Regions from separate parts of the Homo sapiens genome. Here regions 1 and 3 are each linked to region 2. A link is a loop called in an ENCODE intact Hi-C map of the cell type or tissue named here. Cell type or tissue: heart right ventricle. All regions are shown on one strand. Each heading gives the region's core, and the rest is flanking DNA. Links, peaks and the distances in the headings are about the cores only. Region 1 overlaps FOXJ3 (forkhead box J3). Region 2 holds the start of FOXJ3 (forkhead box J3). Region 3 overlaps P3H1 (prolyl 3-hydroxylase 1).

Region 1 (8,067 bases), core at 1,878-6,877, 160 kb before region 2:
AAAAATACAAAAATTAGCTGGGTATGGTGATACATGCATGTAGTTCCAGCTACTCGGGAGGCTGAGGCAGGAGAATTGTTTGAACCCATGAGGCAGAGGTTGCAGTGAGCCGAGATCGCACCACCACACTCCAGCCTGGGCGACAGAGCGAGGAAAAATGCTCCATGACCTTTCTGAGCCTCAGTTTCTGCTTTAAAAAATGGAGACAATAACAGCTAGATTGCAAATTTCAGTTTTTCTGGAAGACTCTCCTAACTGACCCCAGCCCTGGCAAGCCCGAGTTAAGACCATTTCTACTCCTCTGAGCTCCACCAGCCTCCTACACCTTTGCCATCACAAAACTTAGCAAATTGTCTGTCTAGCCTACTGCCCTGGGAGCTGCTTGAAAGCAGAGACTGTGTCCTACTCAACTGAGGCCCTGTACTCATACAAGGCCTGGCACTTAGTAGGTACCACTGAGTCTTTAAAGAATGAGGCAGGTTGTAATGTTTGCAATGATCATCACATTAATGACAGCAGCTAATATTTGTCAAGACTCACCCTGTGCCAGGCTCTGGCCAAGTGCTTTACAAGTGTGGAAGCCAGTCTTGCTCCCTAAAGCCCCGCCACCCCTCACCCACTTCCAGAAGCTGCAGAGGTTCTGCCCTGCTGTTGGGGCAGCCCTCCAGTCTCTGTGAAGATGCTGATGTTTGATTCTTGTGTCTAGGTGATCTTATCATGGCTCCTGTGTGCACATTAAAATTGGGACCATTAAGCCTCAGTCCCCCCATTCCCACAGGCCCAGAGGCCTAATCGGACCTCAGCAGGAAGGCCTGGAACAGAGCCCAGGTGGGAACCTGAAGACTCCAATACAGATCTGTGTAACCTTGAAAGGGGTGTGGTCCACAATACACAGCCTCTCCAACCTGCTTGTAAATGTGTCTTGGAGGGTGTAACAATCTCTGGTTCCTATAAGAATCCAGAACTGCCTGAGGCAGACATTACAATATATGTGAACCTCCTGACAGCACTGGAAACACCTAAGAAATAACTACATAACCCTATTTTATACATGGGTAAACTGAAGCTCAGAGAGGTTAAGAAAGTATAATTTTCCCAAAGGTGCATACAGGGATGCTGTGTACAGTTGTATTGGTTGTGCACTGCACAAGGGTACCCGACCAACAGAGAGCATAAGTGTGGACACAAGCATGCGACTACCTCAGCCTAGAGGAAAGCACAATACTTCAGACTCATTGCCAGGTGGACTGGGTGGCAACTGTGGTCACGTAGCTAGAAATCCCAGAACAGAATCCATTTCTTTCAACTGCCAAAGAAAAGCCTAAAGTTCTATTGAGTCCATCCCATTCCTCTGCACTGTCTTCCTGGTCCCAAACACCCATTTTTGCCCCCTTCTAGGGAAAAGGAAAAAGAAAGGAGTCGCCACTGAGTCAGACCCTGTGAGGTAGGTCAATGATGTCCATCTTAGAGGATGAAACTGAGGCTCTCAGAAAGAGTGCTCAATGTCACACAGAAAGTGGATGGCTGAGTTGGAATTGGAAGCCTTTTGGCTGAAGCCCAAGTCCAGGCTAGGGTGGAGGGATCTCTCCCCCACCCCCAGGCCCTGGGTGGCCCGGCTCTTTCCCTTGATGCTCCAGGGGGCAGCTGGGGAGTGGGCAGGGGGCGTGCCTGGCTGTTTGCTCAGCGATGTCATCTCAGGGCCCTGTGGCCTCACCAGGAAGAGGCGGTGAAGAAACTCCGTTCACCATCTGCTCCCCCTCAGTGGGACAGCAGCTGCAGCCTTCTCCCGCATCCCCCAGCCTGCTTTGGGCATTGGCCACCAAGACAACCTCCCACACCCAAAGGCTGACAGGGAAGGAGAGCACAGCTGGAGCTCCCTCCACCTGCCCCCATAGAAGACGCTCGCAGAGCCCACAGGCTACAGGGAGGGTAGGGCATGGGTACAGACTCCCTGGGATGAGGGAGGAACAAGCCGAGGCTACCAGTCCTCCTGGCACCAGATCAGAGAATGCTTTACCTGACAAGGTGGCATTTGCAACAGGTCTTGATCAATGGGAAGATTTGGACCCATCGAGGGGAGAGCCGCGAGGCAAAGGCCTGGCAGCAGGAAGCATAAATGGCAAAGCGGGGGCGGCTGAGGTGAAAGCAGAGGGTGTCTCAAGGACTCATGGGCCAGCAGCCCAGAGAAGGCGGCTTCACACACTGGGCTGAGGAGTTTTGCCCTTCACCTGGTGACAGCAGGGAGCTACAAGAGTTTTCAGAGTAGGGGAGGCCTTGGTAAGAGTCATGATTCAGAAGGAGTGCCCTGGCACTTGGCGTTAAAAGTGGACTGTCTAGCGATGGCTGCTGCATGGGTCCAGGAGAGGTCTGTGTTCCACCCCTGGCAGTGCCCCAGAAGGGCAGGGGGTGGATTGGAAGCATAGAATGGCAGGAAAAGCAACTGGTCTTGGCAACTTGGCAACAGATGGAGAGGAGAGGGAGGGAGACAGAGAAGGGAAGACCGCCCCTGGGAACCTAATATGTGCCAGGGCAGCTTTTGCCATCTGACTCCTCACTGATGGTCTCAATAACACGTTGAGGTGAAGTATTGCATCCCCATTTTACAGATGAGCAAACTGAGGCTCAGAGAGGGCAATGTCTTACCCAAACAGAATTCTAGCTTCTTCTGACTCCAAACTCTGAATTCTTCCCATTGCCTCAAGTATTTTGCTAGCCTATGGGACCTGCAGGGAACATGCAGGCTAAGCTGCTGTTCTTGGAGCAACTTCTGGTGTAAAAGCTTTAGGGCAGCAGGCGGGGGGATGCCTGGGGGCAGGAGCCGGTATAGATCAGGGATCTAGCTCAAAGGGATAACGGAGGGAGGAGTCCTCAAAGCCACAAGGACAAGCCAGGGATGTGATAAGAAAATGTGTATCAGACCCACAGGTCTAACCCTGACAGTGCCTGTGAACCCAGCTACAATCCAGGCAAGCGTCTCCCTCCTCCTGCAAATTCCCCTATCCTAGTGGGAGGAGGGAGTGGCTATCAAGTCATCAAATTTGAGGAGCAATCTTCCTGTCTCCTGTCTCCTTTATGGGCACACACAGATACACAAAGTCCCAGTCACTATCACACAGGCTACAACGTATCACATGCTCAGCCACAGACTCACACGCTCACACAAGCACACGAGCACACGCACACAAGGCCTTGCTCACATATGGTCACACACACACACACACACACACACACAGTCACACGGAAACAGAGGGCTGTTCCAGGAAGGCCTGTCACTCAGGCATGGGAAGGTTGGGAAGTGTCCTTGGACATATTTATTGCCATTGTCTGGGACAGGAAGTTGCCTCTCTGACCTTTGGGGGATGCGGGGTGAGAGTGGTGCCATCCGTCTACCATGAGGCCAGCTCAGGCCTGCCTCTGGGGTAGGGTGACCAGAGGGTGGTCAGGGCAGCTGGGAAGTGCTATGGAAGAGACAGCACGCCCTCCAGAAGAGCAGGCACGCCTGGGGCAGATGTGGGTTCCTGTCCTCTTGCCAGCCTCGCTCGCTGGCTTTGACCTTGGGCAAATCACTTCACCTCTCTGAGTTGGCAATGTCCAGCCATAAAAGATAATGACACCAACCTCACAAGGCATCTGGGCATGCTCACTCAGATAATCGCTGTCCAGTGCCAGGCAGGGACCTGGCAAATGTGGCAATAACCATCGTTGTTTGTGACAGCCGCAGGAGTTGGTGTACAAGTGGAGACAAGGCCTGCTCCGGCTCAGAGGCAGGGCTGGTGGGGGTGGCAAGGGTAGCTGCCCAGTGGGCAAGGCGCATGGCTGGCTGGACCACAGCCCTCTGTATGCTTGCAGAAACCATGCCAGCCCCCAGCATTAGCTGGCCCCAGAAGAGGAAGGAGCAGAGCCTGAGGAGCCTCAGAGTGTGGGGCTGACACTGGGCACCTTCTCCCACCTGAGTCCTGGAGCAGGGGAGCCATAGGCACCAGGAGGCTGGGACGGGGCAGCAGACTTCAGAGGCAGCTCTAGAGTGGGCCCCAGCAGTATGTGGCCGAGAACTAGACAGGCTCCTTGGCTTCCTCCAGCAAGCTCTGACACAGGAGAGGAGGAGCACAGATTCTAAAGGCTGGCTAGTGGAATCCCTACCTTTCTTTAGGAGCACCAAAATCTGGGGGCTGCAGAGAAAGGGAGCACAGCCCTAAGTAAGGGTAAAGGAAACCCTCCAAAAGAGGAAAGGTGCACAGCCGGCAGCCCCGCCCCCTAGTGGCCACAGGCACTCACTACAGCCTAATTGCAAAGTAGCTTTGGCTTTGTTCTAAGGCCCTCATTCTCCGCCTGGTCGCTCCGGGAACAGGGCCTGAAACAGCACAATGTGGTGGTGAATGGCGCAGACATTGGAGCTGAATGGCCTAGGTTCAAAACCCCAGCTTTACTGTTGCTATTATTACCTGTGCCACTTACAAGCTGGATGACCTTGGGCAAGGGACTTCATTTCTGTGGCTCTGCAAGATGAAGTTGATAATAAGAGTATCTACTACACACAGTTACTTCAAAGAGTAAGTATGATAATCCACATCAGGTGCTTAGGATAAGTAATATTAAGTAACAGGAACTTTTAATAAAGAGTAGCTGTCCAATTCTGTACTTCTGAGGTCAGCATCGCTTAGGGGTACTGCAGGAGAGCTGGGGGTTGAAGCCCTGACCTAGGGTTGAATTCTGGTTCTGACGCAGTCAGCTACCAAGTCTCTGCTCTGTACATGTTGACTAGTCACATATATTAAGGGAAGAGTCCAAGGAGGTAAGCTCAAAAATCACTCTTGAAAATCCTTTGGGAAGGCAGCACTTTTGTGGATAAACATGTCTCAATAAGCCCAACCCGGCCAGTTTTTCTAGTTCTTGGTTGAAGTCTGTCTTTGAGCATTGGAGGAAGCTGCTGGCTTGAACCCAAGACAATGCTGCACGAAACACATGTCTCTTTATCCACCGGAATTGACTCAGTAATGAGATGCTCACGCAGAAGGTACATGGAAGCAAATACCAGTTATAGACTCAGATTTGAATCTTCCATCTCACACTCAGGGGCACATGTCCATCACAGGTGGATACTCCACCATTACATTATTTAAAATTTCCATTCCTTCTCTCTTTGGCCAAGTATATACAACTGAATTTACATGCTTTGATTGAACGCATTCATGATACAACTCCATTGTGTCTCACCTCTCCAAAGCTGTTTCTTCTTCTGTAAAATGAGGGCAGTAACAGTACTACATCATCAGACTATTGTGCAATCAAATAAGACAGTATGTGTAGGAATTTTAAATCGCTGCCAGACAAATGACTTTCATTCCCTTCCCCCAAATTTTCCCTAACTAACTGTGTGAAACGTGAGCAGACCCTTCCCTCTCTGGGTCTCAATGTTCTCCAACAACAAAATGTGGGGGTTGTGTTAGTTGATTTCTAAGGCCCCTTCCAGCTTGAAGCTTTTAGGATAGTGCTGTAATTCTAGGGCATTTAATGCAGTCAAACCTTCAATGCATTTGATCTTAGCCAAAAGGCCAAGAAGCTATCAAGCCTTCAGTGAATGTTAACTGATGCTTACATGGTTTTTCCAGGACTCCTTTACCCAACTGATAAGGGTCACATCTATAAACAGCAGCCCTTTGCACACTGTAGTATCTTAAAACCTTGAGAATTACACATGCATCTTAATCGCCTTTTCATTTGATCAGCAGAAGTATACTTCAGCTGCATCTGAATCAGCACAAGGTGACTACATTTAGTGGTGCCCTTACTACAGTCCTTCAGAGGCACCGCGAATGACAAATGCTTACCTGTGATGGGAGTGAAGCACAGCTTTCCCTCCAAGGAACACACACGGACACATGGACACACACACGGAGGATAGTCACTATCCTTGGCTTTGGGAAAATTCCTCTTTTTAGATAGCAGTGAGGTAAAAGGAAATGAACTCTGGAGTTAGGTCTGGACTGAATTATTCCAGCTCCTCTATTAGCTGTGAGAATTTGGGCAGGTTAACTTTTCTGGGCCTTGTTTCCCTATCTGTAAAACTGCCAAAGATGTTTCTGGTGGCATTGTGTGGGTTACGTTAGCAGCAGCCTGAGGCTTTGGGTAGATCATGGGATTGATGAAAAGGTCCCCCTTCTAGAGTGGGAGGGACTCCAGGTTAATCTCACTTCCAGCCACATGGCTGGTCTGCCCGTTGCTTAGCCTCTCCGGGCCTGTTTCCACATCAGTGAAGTGGGGACAGCATTTCTCACAGAATTGCTACGCTCAGCTCTTGACCAGCAGCCCTGCACTTCTCTTGCCTCAACCCACAACCCCCATGCTAAGGTAGCTCCCATGCCTTGCCCAAGGTAATGGTATAAATGGCAATACCTCCTCCCATCTGTCTGGGACCCTTTGAAGACTCAACTTGGTAGCCCATACCTGGAGCCTCTCCTAAACCACGGCCCCAATCCTCAGTATGACCTAACTCCGCATCACCAGAATCTTGCCTTACCAGAGCATACCTTCAGAATAGCCTCCCTGGGCTGGCATTTGCTACCTGTCCTGGGCAAGTCTGCACCCTCTAAAGGCAGGAACTGCGGCTTCCTCATCTCTGGATTTCTCATGAGAGGGCTTAACACAGAATATGTGCTCAGCAAATGTAAAGCCCCACTTTCACCTTTTGGAAATAGCTCTGGGAAGGCAGTGCTGGGGACAAGATGGGGCAAGGGCAGGGGGTAGGGAGAGGGGAATTCCCTCAGTAAGTATGAGAGGATTGTGCAAAAAACATGATGCCTGGAATCAAATGACCTGGATTCAAACCTCTGCTCTATCACCTGCCAACTGAAGAATCTAGACAAGTTTCTATACCTCTATCTGAGCTGTTCCCATGTCGGTAAAAGGAGGACCACAATATCTACTTAGCACAGCACCTGGCACATACTGAGTACCAGTATGCTTTATGTCCCATGTGCTGTCCTAAATGTTTAAATGTACTGATTTATGTAAATCCCACTACAACTCTAGGAGGCAGATACTATCCTCATTGTACTGGCGCTGCAAATAAGGAAAATGAGGCCCAGGGAAATCCAGTGACTTCCCCAAGTTCATGGAGCTAATAAGATGCTCACTAAATGGCAGCAATTACTGTCCTCAGGTAGTAATGCAAAGGACACAATCTCAGTGACCCCAAGGACTCTGGGGTCCTGGCTGTGGGGTTTCTGCACCTGGACTAGCTCCATTCTCACTTCTTCAATTACAGCAAACAACGGAGACCAATCAGTGTTGTAAATAGAGTTAACATAATATATTTATTTTAAGTGCCATTCATGCATATCAGTTCTGGCAGCAACAATCCTAATGACACTTGGAATATTTCTTTACAGCACTAAACAGTTACAAATAATGGTTGCCGTTCATCATAGAGGCAAAATATGAAATCGTGCAATAGCAAAACTGTAGAAACATTAAAACACTGACTGTCCAACAGCAGTACAGAGAGCAGGTTGTATCTGCACAAAAAGCCAATGCATTTTCATCACATATATACAATATAGATATGTACACATCACCCTCTGAATGAACAATATCAAAATACTCTATTCCATTTGAAATTATCCCCGGATTGATTCCCTCCCACTTCAAAGGACATCTGAGCGACACGTATTTACAAGAACACACATGAATACATTTACATTTCAAAAACTGCCACAAATGCCAGTCGGATTATTCTCCTGAACAGAGTGTCCCCATTTGTTTACATGCATTTACTATTCTTTCCCCCTAAAGTCTTCAGTCAATTTAAGCCCAAGACAGAACTTGTTCTGCATTAGCAACTACCATACAAAATGGCCACTAGAGGGACTCTCTGCACCTCACCAGGTAACCCTGTCTGGCCAGGGCCCACAGAAAAGGCCTGTCCTGGGCTCCTGGACCACCTGGATCACAGGAGAGTGGGATGGGTCTGGGTGAAGGCTTTGCCTCCATGGCCATTCTTGCTAAGTTTAAATTCTCATAAAAATATTCATCACTGCAAATCAGTAAATGATTGCCAAATGGGAAATT
Region 2 (8,067 bases), core at 1,159-6,158:
AAGAAACTTGACCAGGCGCGGTGGCTTACACCTGTAGTCTCAGCACTTTGGGAGGCCGAGGCAGGCAGACCACTTGAGGTCAGGAGTTCAAAGACCAGCCTGGCCAACATGGTGAAACCTCGTCTCCACTAAAAACGCAGAAATTAGCGGGGCATGGTGGTGCACGCCTGTAATCCCAGCTACTGTGGAGGGTGAGGTGGGAGAATCGCTTGAACCTGGGAGGCAGAGGTTGCAGCGAGCCGAGATGGCGCCACTGCACTCCAGCCTAGGCGACAGAGAGAAACTCTGTCTCAAATAATAATAATAATAATGAAAGAATAAGAAACTCAAATGTCCATCAACTAAAGCAATGGCTATCAACGTAGTATATACATACAGTGGAATATTATTTGGCAATAAAAAGGAATGAAATACTGATACATGCTACATGGATGGGCCTTGAAACATATGCAAGTGAAAGAAGTCAGACACAAAAGACCGTATGTTGTATGAAATGCCCACAACAGGCATTTGGAATTATCAACATCTCTACAAGATTGTAAGTACATTAGTGGCTGCCTGGAGGTGAGGGTACGGGGAGTGACTGCCAATGGGTACAAGGCTTTTTTTTGAAATGCTGTCCTAAAAATGACTGTGGTGATGGTTGCACAACTCTGTGAATACACTAAAAACCACTGACTTGTATACTTTAAATGTGTGAATGAAATGGTATGTGAATTATACTTCAAGAAAGCTTTTTTAAAAAAAAAAAAGAATAAAAGTTTAAGGAGAGAAGCGTTAAAGTATAAAATCACTGGCTTTGGAACATAAGTTTGTTTCTTTTTTTAAGGAAATACTAATAATTACCATATCAGATACTAATGTCTCTACAAATCCTGTGAAAAACAAATCTGGCATCTATTCTTACCCCTCCTTTCAATTTTCTCTCTAAGTTTACAAATTATCTCTTCTGCTTTAATTCAATTGTCTTTTCATTGTAGTCACTGTTTCTGAACTTCTACACCGCATTTGAAACTGTCAACACCCTGCCCTTGTAGAAAATCTTCCTATCCTGGAAATGATGCACTTTCTGGTTCTTCTCAGAATGCTATTAGCCTATTTCAAGACCCAAAATTCCAAACCTCAAAGCTCTTTCTTCATTATACTACTACCCTCCCAACACACATCTACTGATGTGTTTTACTAGCATCTATATCCCTGGTCAGTGCAAAATCTACCTTTCATCTAACCGTTCATTGTATATGGGAATAATTACATGCATAAGGTTAAGCAACTTGCCCAAAGTCCCTTCTGATTTTAATACCTTATTATGAAGATTTAATGAATTAAACAAACGTAGGCGCTTAGAATACCTGTCATACAGTAAGTAAATGTTAGCTATTATTTTATTCCTACAACCACTATCTTATATCAGACCCTCATCAGCTTATTCCTAAAATTCTCCATAAGCACTCTAATCAGTCTCTCCACTCCCAGGACACTCAGCTGAAACAAAAACCTTCCTCAGGAACAAGATGCATCATCTTACTCTCATTCTTTAGAACCCATTGTGGTACCCTATCAAACTAAACCCTCTATCCTTGAAAGATCCTCCATCAATACCCCCTCACCAATCCTAAACTCATTTATTATTATTCACCAACACAGATGATCTGACAGTCAAGCTCCTTGATATCATTTGTACATTGCCACTTCTCTCGCTTTGCACAGGCCCCTTCACTCTCCTGAAATACACCTCTTTCCCTTTGGAAATTTGTATCTTTCTCAAATGTCCCTTACACTTTTGACCTTGGTTGTACTGTTATCCCAAGGAGAAGTTTGATGCAGTTTGATAATTCTGAATGATGTACATGTTTCCCGAACAGAAAAAGAAACTCTGTTCTTTCGATATAAGTTGAAGCTTTCCAAGAGACCACGTATCTTATTCGTCTCTTCATACAGACTTCACACATAGATAACTCGGTACTTTACAGAAGTACACAAATGCTGACTTACCAAAAAAAAACAAAAAGCCTCAGTATGTATCAGAACAACATTCTCCATTTTCCACTGCCCCACCCATACTTAGCATAATGAAAAAATATAATCTAAAATCTATATTTAAATATTTTCATTCTACATAGAAGGAAAGGGAATATACGAACTGTACCAGATAAAAGGAAAAAAATGTCAAAAATATACTCAAAGAATGTACAATGTGAAAAAGTGAGAATGCAGGCCACTTTGGAATCTAGTAAGTGACTTTGAAACATTAAGTTTTTTTATTTTACCCAAACTAATGAACAAAAAAGAGCCAAAATAAACACGTTCTAGCCTCATCCAAAAAAAATCTAATGAAAGCATGAGAAACTTCCCAGTTTTGTCCTCGGCAGCACAAAACCAAGAAGATTCACCTCAATTCTGAGACACAAAAGCAAAAAGAGAAATCCTCCTATTTATCTAAGAAACTAAAAAACTTAATCACGTCTATATAATATATACCACTCAGAAAAAGAGAGGAGTTACTGCTTTTCTATAAATATTTGCTAGGGACCAGGAGGAATAGGCTTCTCTCACTGTTATTGCGGGAACAATCTGTGGTCTCAAAACAGCAAAACAGAAGATGGAAACCCTAATCTGGAAGAGACATTAAGAAAAAAACTACTCAAACCATGTTTCAAACCAGTTTCAAAAAAAGAGTGTGCAATGGGTACTCAACAGAGTAAGAGGAAAAGTGAAGTAAAAGAGCTTCTACAAAATAAGTGACTAGGTGAAACTAGTGCTGCCTTGTGAGAAAAAGAGCTATGCATATAACGCTCCTATGACATCACGCTTTTTCACTGGGAAACAAAATAGAAGGAAGAAAACACACACAAATAAATCTCAGAAAAAGACCAAAAAGGTGCCCACCAATCTCTAACTCCTTCAGGAATTAGAGTGAATGGCTCTAACTCATTCAGGAATCCAACCAGGGACAACACAGACGTGGAATGCACCAACACGGAATAGTAAAACCTTTGCTAACCAGACACACAAAAAGTAAAACAGAGAAATGAAAACTATACACCTGAATGCATCGGTAGCAAGCGCTTATTCTCTATAATTAAGCAACAGAGAAAAGAATAAGAGCAGCTAATGGAAGAGGAAAAAAGATGTTAATGAAACTAAGCCCTGTTATGTCCCCTACTGGCCTCAATTTCAGAGTACAACTCTCGATTCTTCATCTAACCAACAGCCGGCCTCGGCAAAGCAAACTGACCCTAACACCTTCCACGCCACCCGGAGGAAATCACAGAGGAAAAACCATCCCGTTAACCTCCCTCCTCACCAGCTGCAAAAATGGAGCTGGGAGGGGGGGCGGGAGACACTCTACCACGTGGGCAGGATGCAACACACACAGGACAGCAACACGTCCGCATGGAACGGCTGCCTTTGCCCTAATCCCAGCAAAGGACACAGACACAGGATGGGCGGGAACGCAAGCACCCTCGCATGGGCCTCCTCTCCCCAAAGGGCCACTCCAAGGCGTGAGGTACAGCCCGCCCTGCCGGCAGAAAAGCGCCCCCAAGCTTAAAGGGAAGAAGCCGCAGAGTGCCGGGGTCGGGGGCTAGCCCAGGCCAAGGGACAGGTCATGGAGGGAAGGAGACGGTCGCTGCCCTCGGACTAGGCGCCCCCGGGATCCACGTCTGGTTCCCCGGTGCCCCGCCTGGGGGAGGGGCGGGAGACGCGAAGCCGCTGCTTCCCAGCTGAGGGGCAGCAGCAGCTGAGAAGCGCCGCGGGGGAGGGAAGGACCCAGCCCTCGGCGTCCGCCAGGCCCCAGCCGGGGCCCAGGCCCCCTGCCCCACCCGCCGCCCACCCCGCAACGCGGCTGCGGCTGGAAGAGAGAGGGCGTCTCGCGGAGGACAGCCCCTGCCTCCGTCCCGGGAGATGCCACAGCCCCGCCTCCTCGCCCGCCGCCCAGGCCCGGCCGCCCTGGCGGGGGGCACTTACCTCAGGCTGCGCAGGCCGGGACGGCCCGGCCGAGCCCCCGGCCGCTCCGTGCGTCTCCGCCCCCCCGGGAAAGGTCCCAACGGTGCCTACTGCGAGCGGTCGAGGCCCCGAGCAGCCCCGAGAGCGGCGGCGGCAGCAAGAGCAGCCAACATCCGGGGCCGCGCACCCGGAACTACTTCCCGACCCGCATCCCCCGCCCGCCCTCGCCGCCACCGCCTCCTGCGGCGTCGCTGCGCCGCCGGCCCGGCGTCAGCGGCGTCAAGTCCCTGCGCGGTCACGGTCGCTTCGACGCACGCAGGATCCCTCCGCTGGGACAAGTAGTGCCCTGAGACTCCCGAGGCTCTGCATCGGCGCAGCCGGTGTCATCTAGCGGCCGGCAGTTCCGAGCGACTTGGGGTCCTTGTGCCTCGGAGTGGCGTCTGGGAGCAAAGGCGGCGGAGGCAACCCCGCAGTTGAGGACAGTAGGGATCGGTGGCTTTGGACCCTGCCCACGGATACCTGGGGCCCCATGCCCCGAAGGAATGGTGCCTTCTGCCCTCCCCCGCCCCCCAACATCCGCCACCTCACCGAAGCGCCCGGCACCTTAGCCTCCTCTCCAGGAAAGCGGACGCCTTTTCCGACCTGGCACACCGCGGATTCCGGGACCCCCAACAAAGGCGCCTTGGACCTTCAGGACACCCCTCTTTTCAGAACTTCATGAGTCCCAGGTGCTAGACTCATGTCTGCGGAGGCCTTTCCCGTGCCTGGTCTTTCTTTCTTTCTTAAAGGAGTTGGACCTCTAAAGGCCCTTCTAATTCTCAAGGTAGCTACCCAGGTTATGGTACTACTATCAGTAGGTGGAGCGTTTAGAAGGGTAGTTTGGTCGACGAGTGAACTTTGGAATTTACTTCTACGTCAGTCTTCACTGATTCTTTCTCTAAACTATTAGCACTGATAATCTGCCCTATAATTTCACACTTAATTACATTCCAGTGTAGTATTTGCTGTTGCTTCATTCGCGTTAGTCACATATTCCCCTGCAGCGCCAAACACGCTTTTGAACTCACAATGGGTGGCTCAATATTTGGAGACTTAGATATTTGTTAGATGAATACTAGGCTGATTGGATGAGAGGAAAAGGAGAGGCATGAGTGAATTGGCCCTGGGTACTTTTTTGACATAGTCTCAAAGGGTTCAGATAAAGACCTCCAGCAGATCTGAGCACACAATTCCTTCAGTAAACATTGAACACCTGCCGTTTGGTCAAGCATTTCTAGGCACTGGAGATTCAAAGTATTCACATATTCCTTTTCTTTATAAGACTAGCAAGATTCTGAAGATTCATGTACTCATTCACTCAACAAATATTTGCCAATCACTACTAAGGTTGCCAGACACTATTTTAGTGCTTGGGATGTATCAGTAAACAGAAGAGAGAGAGAAAACAAATACCCTTCCCTGTTGGAGCTTTCATTCTAATATAAGGAGAAAGATGATAAATGTAAGAGAATTATGTAATATGTTAGAAGGCATATGGGGAAAAAAAAATACACCAGGGTAAGGGGTATGAGGAAAACTGGAGGAAGGGGGTTTGCAATTTTTTTTTAAGAGGGAATCCTGCTCTCCCGCCCAGGCTGGAGTGCAGTGGCGCGATCTCAGCTCACTGCAACTCCCGGGTTCAAGTGATTCTCCTGCCTCAGCCTCCTAAGTAGCTGGGATTACAGGCGCGCGCTACCACACCCGGCTAATTTTTGTATTTTTAGTAGAGATGGGGTTTCACCATGTTGGCCAGGCTGGTCTCAAACTCCCGAACTCAAAAGTGATCCGCGCTCTTCGGCCTCCCAAAGTGCTGGCATTACAGGCCTGAGCCACCGCGCCTGGCCTGCAATTTTAAATAGAGCCGTCAGCATGGGCCTCATTTATAAAATGACTTTAAATCGGAGACCTGAAAGAGCTGAGGGAGTCAGCCATGCAGTTGTCTGGGGAAGAGTGTCCCAGGCAGAAGGAACAGCTAGCTGGTGGAAAGGCCTGGAGACAAAAGCCTCGGGAAGTGTTAAAAATAATGAGAAGGCCAGGACGGTTGGAGCCGTGAGCAAATGGGAGCCTAATGAGGAGATAAGATCAGAGAGAGGGGTCTCAAGTAGGGAGCTGTAGGAATCTTGGCTGAAACAGAACCACTGCTGGGCTTTGAACAGAGGAGTGATAGGATCTGACTCGTGCTTTCAAAAGATCACTCTGGCCGCCGTGCTAAGAGCAGAACTAAGAGGACAATGGTGGAAGCCAGAGGCTCCATTACCCAGGTACAGAATGATGGCTTGAACTAGATAGTAGCAATGAGTAAGATAAATAAGATGCAGTCTCAGCCGGGCACAGTGGCGCTTGACTGTAATCCCAGTTATTAAGGAGGCTGAGGCAGGAGGATAGGATCACTTGAGCCCAGGAGTTCAAGTGCAGCCCGGGCAACACAGCAAGCCCCCATCTCTAAAAAATAAATAACGTACAGTCTGTCTATGGTCTCCCAACACTTAGGCAGAGGCGGAAGATTGCGTGAGCACAAGAGTTCAAGACTAGCCTGGGCAACATAAGGAGACTGTCTCTACAAAAATAAAAAAATTAGCCGGCAGGGTGGTGTGCATCCTTGGTCCCAGCTATGTGGGAGGCTGAGATGGGAGGATTGGGCCCAAGAGGTCAAGGCTGCAGTGAGTTGTGACTGCGCCACTGCACTCCAGCCTGGGTAACAGAGTGAGACCCTGTCTTTAAAAAAAAAAAAAGAGAGAGAAACTAGACTTAGCTCCAAGTCTGGAGCTTTTGGGGTTTTCTTCCTTTATAAAAATTTTTTAACTTTATAGAAATGGGATCTCACTATGTTGCTCAGACTTGTCTTGAACTCCTGTTTAGCACCACCTCTTACAAGTGTTGGGCAGCTCCGCTTCTCTCACTTGTCTGGAATTCTAAGGCACTTCCCTGAAGTGCTCATCCTGAGCTAATATGGGATAGGGCTGGAGAGAGAACAGAGGTGGATAGCTGCCAGAATGAGGTGGGAAGGTGGGGATCAGCAGCCTTTGGGAAGGAAAGAAGTATGAGTCCCAGGGTATTAAAAGGTGGAGGGGCAATAAAATTTATTACATATGGGATTCATACTAAATGAGTAGATTTTAGCTTCTCTTGCCACAATAAACAAAAAAAATGGATAACTGTGTGAGATGATGGCTCTGTTAATTTGCTTCACTATAGTGACTTTTTGACTATCCCATAACATCATGTTGTGTACCTTAAATATATAGATTTAAAAAAGTGGAGGAGTATCTCTCCTCAAAAAAAAAAAAAAGAAAAAAAGAAAGAAAGAAAGAATAAAGCAGGCCGGGCATGGTGGCTAACGCCTGTAATCCCAGCACTTTGGGAGGCCCAGGTGGGAGGATCACTTGAGCTCATGAGGTTGAGACCAACCTGGGCAACAAAGTGACACCCTGACTCTAAGAAAAATAAAAAATAAATAAAAAGCTAGGATGGCCAAAGCAGCAGGGGGAATTCTGGAACATTGTGAGGAGGAAAAGCTTAAAGCCTAGATTGAGAAGGCAGACCTAGATTCAAGTCTAATATTCCATAGCTTACTTCCTTTGTGCCTACATCAGTTATTTAGTTTCTCTTAGCCTCTGTTTCCCTGCCTATAATATGGGAACAATAATCATAGCTATGTAGCAAAAGAGACCATGCACAGGCTGCCAAAAATAAAGGTCCCCAAGACAGCTGTTATTATTTATAAGGTCCCAGTGTCAGCACAGAAAAGAGTATAGTAGTTGACTGTCTTGGGAGACGGGAGTGGACTAGAAGGGAGGGTGCAGAGCAGGATAGCCTTCAAAGAGGAGATATTATCCAGCTCAAGGGACAGATCCTTAAAAGACACAGATTGCCCAGAGGAATGAAGTAGTGGTTTTATTGTTTTGTATTGTTTGCAATCTTGTCCTAGCTTCATCTGAATTCTGAATTCTCTGAAAGGAACACAGCCCAGAGCTGGGCTGCAATAGCCCTACAAAAACCTTGATTGGACACTGGCAGTGCTTCAACAGCTGAGTGTTCAACACTTCACATGACCTAGACGCTAAGATAAATGAGCCTTCA
Region 3 (6,731 bases), core at 1-5,000, 420 kb after region 2:
TGGCAAATGTGGGGTGACCTGCCTGGCTCCCTGACAACAGCCAGACATGCCCCTATTTCTGTCCTCTCACCTTCCCGGGTCAGTCTGCTCACATCCAGTGACTCCTTGGTCTTCTCTTCCACAAGGGTCTCGATTTCCTTCATAAGGTTCCCAATCTCCTGGGAGATGCGTACGGCTGTTTCCCGTTCTGACCTATGAGCACAGCCGCTCTGAGGACTGCATTCCAGGGCCAGCCCTGGGCTCCACCCCGACTTCCCAAACTGGACCTGCCCACCCCTTGCCAGGAGTTCACATCTGCCTGGGCTCAGGAAGCCTCAAGTGCTTCATCAGACTGATCCAACCATGCAGTTTCTTCAAGGTCCTCACTTCTGTTTCTCTTGCAATCTCTTGGGAATCACTTCTTCTGGAGTCCATGAATCCTAAGTAGGTCAGGAAGAAATGAAAAAGGTAAGATGATCTACTTAATCTTCCAGGTGTCTCAATGCATAAAATAAGGCCCACAGGAGTAATCCAGCTTATCACCCTCTTCCTTTCAGGAGACAAAATGGGAGGTTTCCACATCTAAGTCCCTTCTAGCTGCCCAGTGTTCCCCTTTCATCTGTCTCTCATCCCTGCCTTGCACAGATCCCAGGCTAGGCTCAGCCTCCAGCAAGTTTTCTCTCAGAATCGCACAGTGTTCCCCTCCTCCCCATTCATCTCTCCTGCTCACTCTTTCCCCGCTCCCTTCCGGCTCCTGTACCCTAGCTCACCGGATCCACAAAGGGAATTCCAAAAACATCATAAGCGAAGAAAAGCAGTTCTTTTTCCAGTAGGCTTCGCTGTCGGTACTCCTTGGCACTCTGAGGGTAAAAAAGCAAACAAATCCCCCAGAACTCAGCCCTGTCTTTTAACCTCTGGGAGTTCCCCTCCCTGGCACCCCACACTGATGCTCCCATGTGACCTGAGGCCTCCTCTCCCTACCAATGCTCTCTGTCTGTTCCCCAGTTTGAGACAAAAGTCTAATTTCTGTGTCCTCTGCCTGGCACAAGCAACAGTACCTCTGAGGTACTGGAATAACCAGGCTTTCCTTAAGGGAAAAAGCCCTGCTCCTCCCCCATCCCAACCCCCATTAGTCTCTAGGACAGATAATCTGATGATTCTCAAAAGTGGAAATATTCTTCAAAGAAGGAGAATTCCTTCTTGACTTCTACAGGAGTCCACAAAGCAGGAAAAGGAATCAGGCATTAGGCAACTGACATGTTATTCATTTGATCTTTTATAGCCACATCTGAGGTTGATACTAGTATGCTCATTCTACAGAGGAAGCATCTGAGGCACAGAGGAGATGTACCACTGTCTAAGGTGACACTACAGGACATGGGAGAGCAGCGACCTACAGTCAAACCCAGGTCTTCTGTTATCTTTTTCTTTTTTTTCATAGCAGAATGTGCATTTGGACAGATAAAGCCGGGTCTTTACAGTCCTAAAGCCCATGTGCTTTCTGCTCTGCCACCTGCCTCCTCTCAGACCCTAACCAGACCACACCCCTCCCTGAGGATAAGCAGCTAAAGGGGAGGGCCTGGCACTCTGGGCTTCCCACATGGACTCCCAGGCAAGGCTTACCCAGGGCAGGGAAACTGAGTACTTTCCGGGGTCACATCTTTCCCTAGGTGCCCTGCTAATCTCCAAGCAGCAGGAGGAGGAAGGAAGAGAAAAAGGAGACATCAGTTGAAATAAAACATGAGGCAGTTCAAGGAGGAATTAAAGGAGTCAATGAATCCTATGTCATCTACTATATTTACCTAAGAGGAAGAGAGACGTTTTCTCTTCAGGAGTTTACATTACTGGCTTCTGTCACCAAATGCTATGTTATCTCATTTAACCCTCTCCAATGACCCTATAAGGCTGCTATGAAGCAAACCCCACTTCCATCTTTATTCATTCGATGCTGATTTACTGAGTGTCAGCCATGTGTCTGGAGCTGTGCCTGCACTGGGTCCAAGCAGGGAACAGATTCCGGTCACCACTGACTGGCCACAAGCCACTGCACAAGTTACTTCATCTCTCAGATGCTAACAGTCCTCATCCCTAAAGTGGGAAGAAGAGTGCCAACCTTGCAGGGTGGCTGTGATGATTAAATGAGATGATGGATACAGCCCACCCCGCACAGAGCTTCGCCTGGACAGCGGCTCAACAAATGTTAGTTGCCTTCTTTCCAAAAGGGGACTTCTAGTTAAAAATGCTAGATTGGCCACGTGGGTTTATTTCCCCTCACTCCCCTCAGACTCCCCTTAATGGCCATAAGGAAGGCAGGGAAAAGGTATTAACCAAACAAGACAAAAGAGACCGGAAGTGCCATCTTAAAGCCAGATGGTCACCATCTAGTGGCTAAAGAGGACAACTACAATGACAACCCACACAGGAGGGGCAGCAAGAGGCTGTTTCTACTGGAGGCTCTCAGACTCCAGAGCTCGGAAGAAGAGCCTGGGTGTCTCCTTTCAGCGCAGCAGTCTTTGTGTTATACAGATATTTCTCCTGGTTTTGGAGAGAGACAGGGAAAATGCTGAAAGATGGGAGAGAACAAACAATGGCAGGAAGAAGAAGAGATGGGAAAGAAAATGGAGACAGAAAACAGGTGAGCAGAAAAAAAACAACCAGTATTAAGTGAAAAATGATAGCTCTTGGCCAAATAATATCGAGTGTCCAAGTTAGGGGTGCCAAGAGGGGAAAGAATATGCTCACCGCGCAGTTCTGCGGGACTCAGAGAATAGACTTCTGGGCCCAGATAACGCTAATTGAGGCTCCTGTGTACTCCCCACACTCCCTCCCTGTGCTCCCTTCTCCTCTGAATAACAAGCCGAGTGACTGAACTCACATCTGGCCCCAACACTGACATCTGGCCCCTGCCCTGCACGCACAGCGCCTACTCCCCTCTGCTACCCCACTCTTCCGCCCTCAGGTCTGAGTTCAGCTGGCAGCTGTCATAACAGAAGGAAGTCTCTCACCTCACGGGGGCCGATGGATCTGGTGTGTTCTTCTCCAAGCATAGCTGCATAATAGGCCAAATTTTGGTTCATCACCTCGTCATTGGGGAAGAAGAGAAGATAGGTCTTGGCACATTCAACAGCCTGTGTATAATTCCCAACTGCAAAGTGGAAAGAAGAATGGCTGAGAGGAAAGAGTCAAAAGGAAAGGATAAAATCCTAGCACCAGGGACCACTTAGTGTTCAGTCTCCACAAAGCTTGAGGCAATGGCAGCATGACAAGCTGGTGCCTGCTACTTAACATGATGGCCTGATTTCAGGGGCAGGAGTTAAGTAATACACATAGAATGTGTGATTAATTTTAAGGTGAGGTGGTCAATGTCCTCAGGGCTGCCTAACAATGAAACAGAAAAGAATCAGAATTCTCTGCATGCCCACATCTTTTAAGATTCACAAATAATTCCAATACTCCTTAATATTTTGCCTCAATACACTCAATCATTAGATCAATTTCCCTGTCTTCCTACCTTCTTTTTTCTATAGATTTTCAGAAGACAAGGAAGATTACAATAGCAGATTGTCTCTTTGGCAAAATAGTTCTTGTTGATATTTGTTAGTCATCTCAACTCAACTGTAAATATTGTACACTCATCAATATGTTTGTAATGCTTAGCACACAGTAGGGACTCTGCAAAGAGTTGGTTTTCTGGGTATTAATTGGCAGCCCCACAAAAGCATCAGTGCTATACCAGGGAGAGGGCTAGCAAATGTCCTCTGAGCTAGTTTAAACTGTGGCATACCCTTATTTTGCTATTAACTTTAATTCAAAAGCAAAAATAGATTACAAGTTATAGAAGGGACAAGAGATGAGGTCCTAAGTCTCCCTCCCCCAGCTTTTTGGGTTGCTGGTATTGGCTTCCTAGGCCAGTTGTTTATAACAAACTACCCAGGGATCACTTGGCATGGTGCCTCCCATAGCTACTGAAATAAGCCAAACACCTTGAGGAAGTAAGTGGCTGTAATCCCTGCCCACCTTGCCTTTAGCTTCTTAGTTAGCCAGCAGAGAAAGAGGAAGGAAAGTAGGCCTTACTGTTATAGTAGGCAAACTGCAGATAATTATAATGCGATGGGAGGAAGTCTTCAAAGGGCTTCTCTCGACTTGGGTGGGAAGCAAGCTCCGTGACACAGTTCTGCTTACAGTTGAGGACCTGGATGTAATGATCTGAAAGGAATCAAACAGAAGGAATAACTATGAGGTCACTCTTTAGAACTCAAATTCTGGTTAAGATGAACAAATTCAAATGGAAGCAATTTTTCATCAGCTTCTCAGATTTAATAAATTGAGGAATGAGGGTGAAGAGTCCCCATTTATATTATCAGATGGTGACCTTAGAGTCCCAGGAGGCCTGGCTGAAGGTCTGGCTCTGAACTGCACGCACCTGTGATGGCCTGGAAGAGGTCAGCGTTGTACTCAAGGTAGTTGTAGCCATCGTAGTCATAGGGCCCTTCGCAGAGGGCACGGCACTCCTCATAGGCCACAAAGTATTCTTGCAGCGCCGCCTCTAGGTGGGGCACAGCTTCCTGTGGCTGTTCCTCTGAGTAGAGTCGCACTCCCAGTCGAAATTCTTGCTACTGGGAAGAAGGAGCACTCAAATGCAGGCCACAGAGGAGGAACCCTCTCTCCTTGCCCTCAGCCACCTTCACAGGGGTCCTAATTTCCTGTTCCTCAGGTTATGGATGGAAAGGGGTGACCTGGGTACCACTATAAAATGAAGGCCTTTTGTAAATGGTCTTTACAAAATATTTAGCTCTGGAAATTTAAAAACATTTAGCTCTTTTTTTCTTTTTTTGAGACAGAGTCTCACTCTGTTGCCCAGGCTGGACTGCAGTGGCACAATCTCAGCTCACTGCAACCTCCACCTCCTGGGTTCAAGTGATTCTCTTGCCTCAGCCTCCCTAGTAGCTGGGATTACATTGTGCCCAGCTAATTTTTGTATTTTAGTAAAGACGGGGTTTCACCATGTTGGCCAGGCTGGTCTCCAACTCCTAACCTCAAGCAATCCTCCCAACTCGGCCTCCTAAAGTGCTGGGATTACAGGTGTGAGCCACTGTGCCTGGCCAAAAAACATTTAACTCTTAATCTAGATGAAAGATATCTAGGAGTTCATTATGATTTTCTTGTACTTTTCTTCCCCCCCCATTAGTGACAGATTCTTGCACTTTTTTTTTTTTTTTTTTTTGAGTCGGAGTTTCACTCTTGTTGCCCAGGCTAGAGTGCAATAGTGCGATCTTGGCTCACTGCAACATCCGCCTCCAGGGTTCAAGCAATTCTCCTGCCTCAGCCTCCAGAGTAGCTGGGATTACAGGTATGCGCCACCACGCCTGGCTAATTTTGTGTTTTTAGTAGAGATGGGGTTTTGTCATGTTGGTCTGGCTGGTCTTGAACTGCTGACCTCAGGTGATCTGCCCGCCTCGGCCTCCCGAAGTGCTGGGATTACAGGCATGAGCCACCGTGCCTGGCCTAGGTTCTTGCACTTTTTTGTAGGGCTAACAGTTTTCAAATAAACACAACTTACTTTTTGTTTTGTTTTGTTTTGAGACAGAGTTTTTTTTTGAGACAGACAGCCCAGGCTGGAGGGCAGTGGCATGATCTCAGCTCACTGTAACCTCCACCTCCTGGGTTCAAGTGATTCTAGCGCCTCAGCCTCCTGAGAAGCTGGGATTACAGACATACACCACCACACCTGGTTAATTTTTGTATTTTTAGTAGAGACAGGATTTCACCATGTTGGCCAGGCTGGTCTTGAACTTCTGGCCTCAAGTGATCCACTCACCTCGGCCTCCCAAAATTCTGGGATTACAGGCATGAGCCACCACGCCCGGCCAACACAACTTACTTTTTTTTGTGTGTGTGATGGAGTCTCGCTCTGTCACCCAGGCTGGAGTGCAGTGGCACAATCTCGGCTCACTGCAACCTCCGCCTCCTGGGTTCAAGCGATTCTTCTGCCTCAGGCTCCTGAGTAGCTGGGAATACAGGCACACACCACCACGCTCAGCTAATTTTTGTATTTTTAGTAGAGACAGGGATTCACCATGTTAGGCAGGACGGTCTCAATCTCCTGACCTTGTGATCCGCCCGCCTTGGCCTTCCAAAGTGCTGGGATGACAGGTGTGACCCACTGCACCTGGCCACAACTTACTTTTAAAAGTCATTCTTTTTTTTTTTTTTTTTTTGACTGTTGCTCTGTCACCCAGGCTGGAGTGCAGTGGCACAATCTTGGCTCACTGCAACCTCCACCTTCCAGGTTCAAGCTATTCTCCTGCCTCCATGTCGAGTAGCTGGGATTACGGGTGCATGCCACCATGCCTGGCTAATTTTTGTATTTTTAGTAGAGATGGGGTTTCACCATATTGGCCAGGCTGGTCTCAAACTCCTGACCTTAAGTGATCCACCCACCTCGGCCTCCCAAAGTGCTGGGATTACAGGTGTTAGCCACTGCGCCTGGCCTATAAGTCATTCTTATATTGTTTCTAACATTCCTATTTTATAATTAAAATGTAAGGAACCATAAACTCTCTATAAAATGCTATATCATCACAGACAGTCCCTCCTTTGGAACTTTTCCTGCTAAACAAATAGAATGAGAACATTGAAGGATACTGTAACATTTATTGTAGTGAAAATCAAAAACATACATGACCAAAAAAATGTGACTAGTGAATTAATATAGTCTCTGCATAAGATGGACTATCATGCAGCCATAAACA

Evidence for each region. A loop is a pair of places that touch in the nucleus more often than their neighbours do. Peaks named below come from ENCODE experiments on the same cell type or tissue, not always from the same donor. Only the 100,000 strongest peaks of a DNase experiment are listed, where the experiment ranks them.
Region 1: a loop joins it to region 2, with 3 times the contacts of the local background. A loop is called at or near these places in 71 of 110 quality-filtered maps.
Region 3: a loop joins it to region 2, with 3 times the contacts of the local background. A loop is called at or near these places in 43 of 110 quality-filtered maps.

Annotation. Positions count from the first base shown.
Region 1 is chr1:42,169,254-42,177,320 of GRCh38, forward strand. It overlaps FOXJ3 (forkhead box J3), which reads right to left. Exons shown (of 13, transcript NM_014947.5): 13 at 7,295-8,067. Among named protein-coding and RNA genes, the nearest start is that of GUCA2A, 8.5 kb to the left of the region's middle. RefSeq lists enhancers at 3,165-3,459, 3,854-4,481 and a silencer at 3,810-4,027. In heart right ventricle, for the core only: CTCF peaks have their summits at 4,260 (motif pointing left) and 4,469; DNase peaks (open chromatin) are centred at 3,618 and 4,258; H3K27ac peaks cover 3,237 bases.
Region 2 is chr1:42,331,090-42,339,156 of GRCh38, forward strand. FOXJ3 (forkhead box J3) reads right to left here and starts at 4,146. Exons shown (of 13, transcript NM_014947.5): 1 at 3,970-4,146. RefSeq lists an enhancer at 3,121-4,078 and a silencer at 3,663-4,182. In heart right ventricle, for the core only: CTCF peaks have their summits at 3,197 and 4,508; DNase peaks (open chromatin) are centred at 3,462, 3,762 and 4,222; H3K4me3 peaks cover 3,182 bases; H3K27ac peaks cover 3,436 bases.
Region 3 is chr1:42,754,799-42,761,529 of GRCh38, forward strand. P3H1 (prolyl 3-hydroxylase 1) reads right to left here. Exons shown (of 15, transcript NM_022356.4): 3 at 4,403-4,592; 4 at 4,054-4,185; 5 at 2,985-3,124; 6 at 750-839; 7 at 367-419; 8 at 71-192. Among named protein-coding and RNA genes, the nearest start is that of P3H1, 8.9 kb to the right of the region's middle. In heart right ventricle, for the core only: CTCF peaks have their summits at 2,365 (motif pointing left) and 2,572; a DNase peak (open chromatin) is centred at 2,283.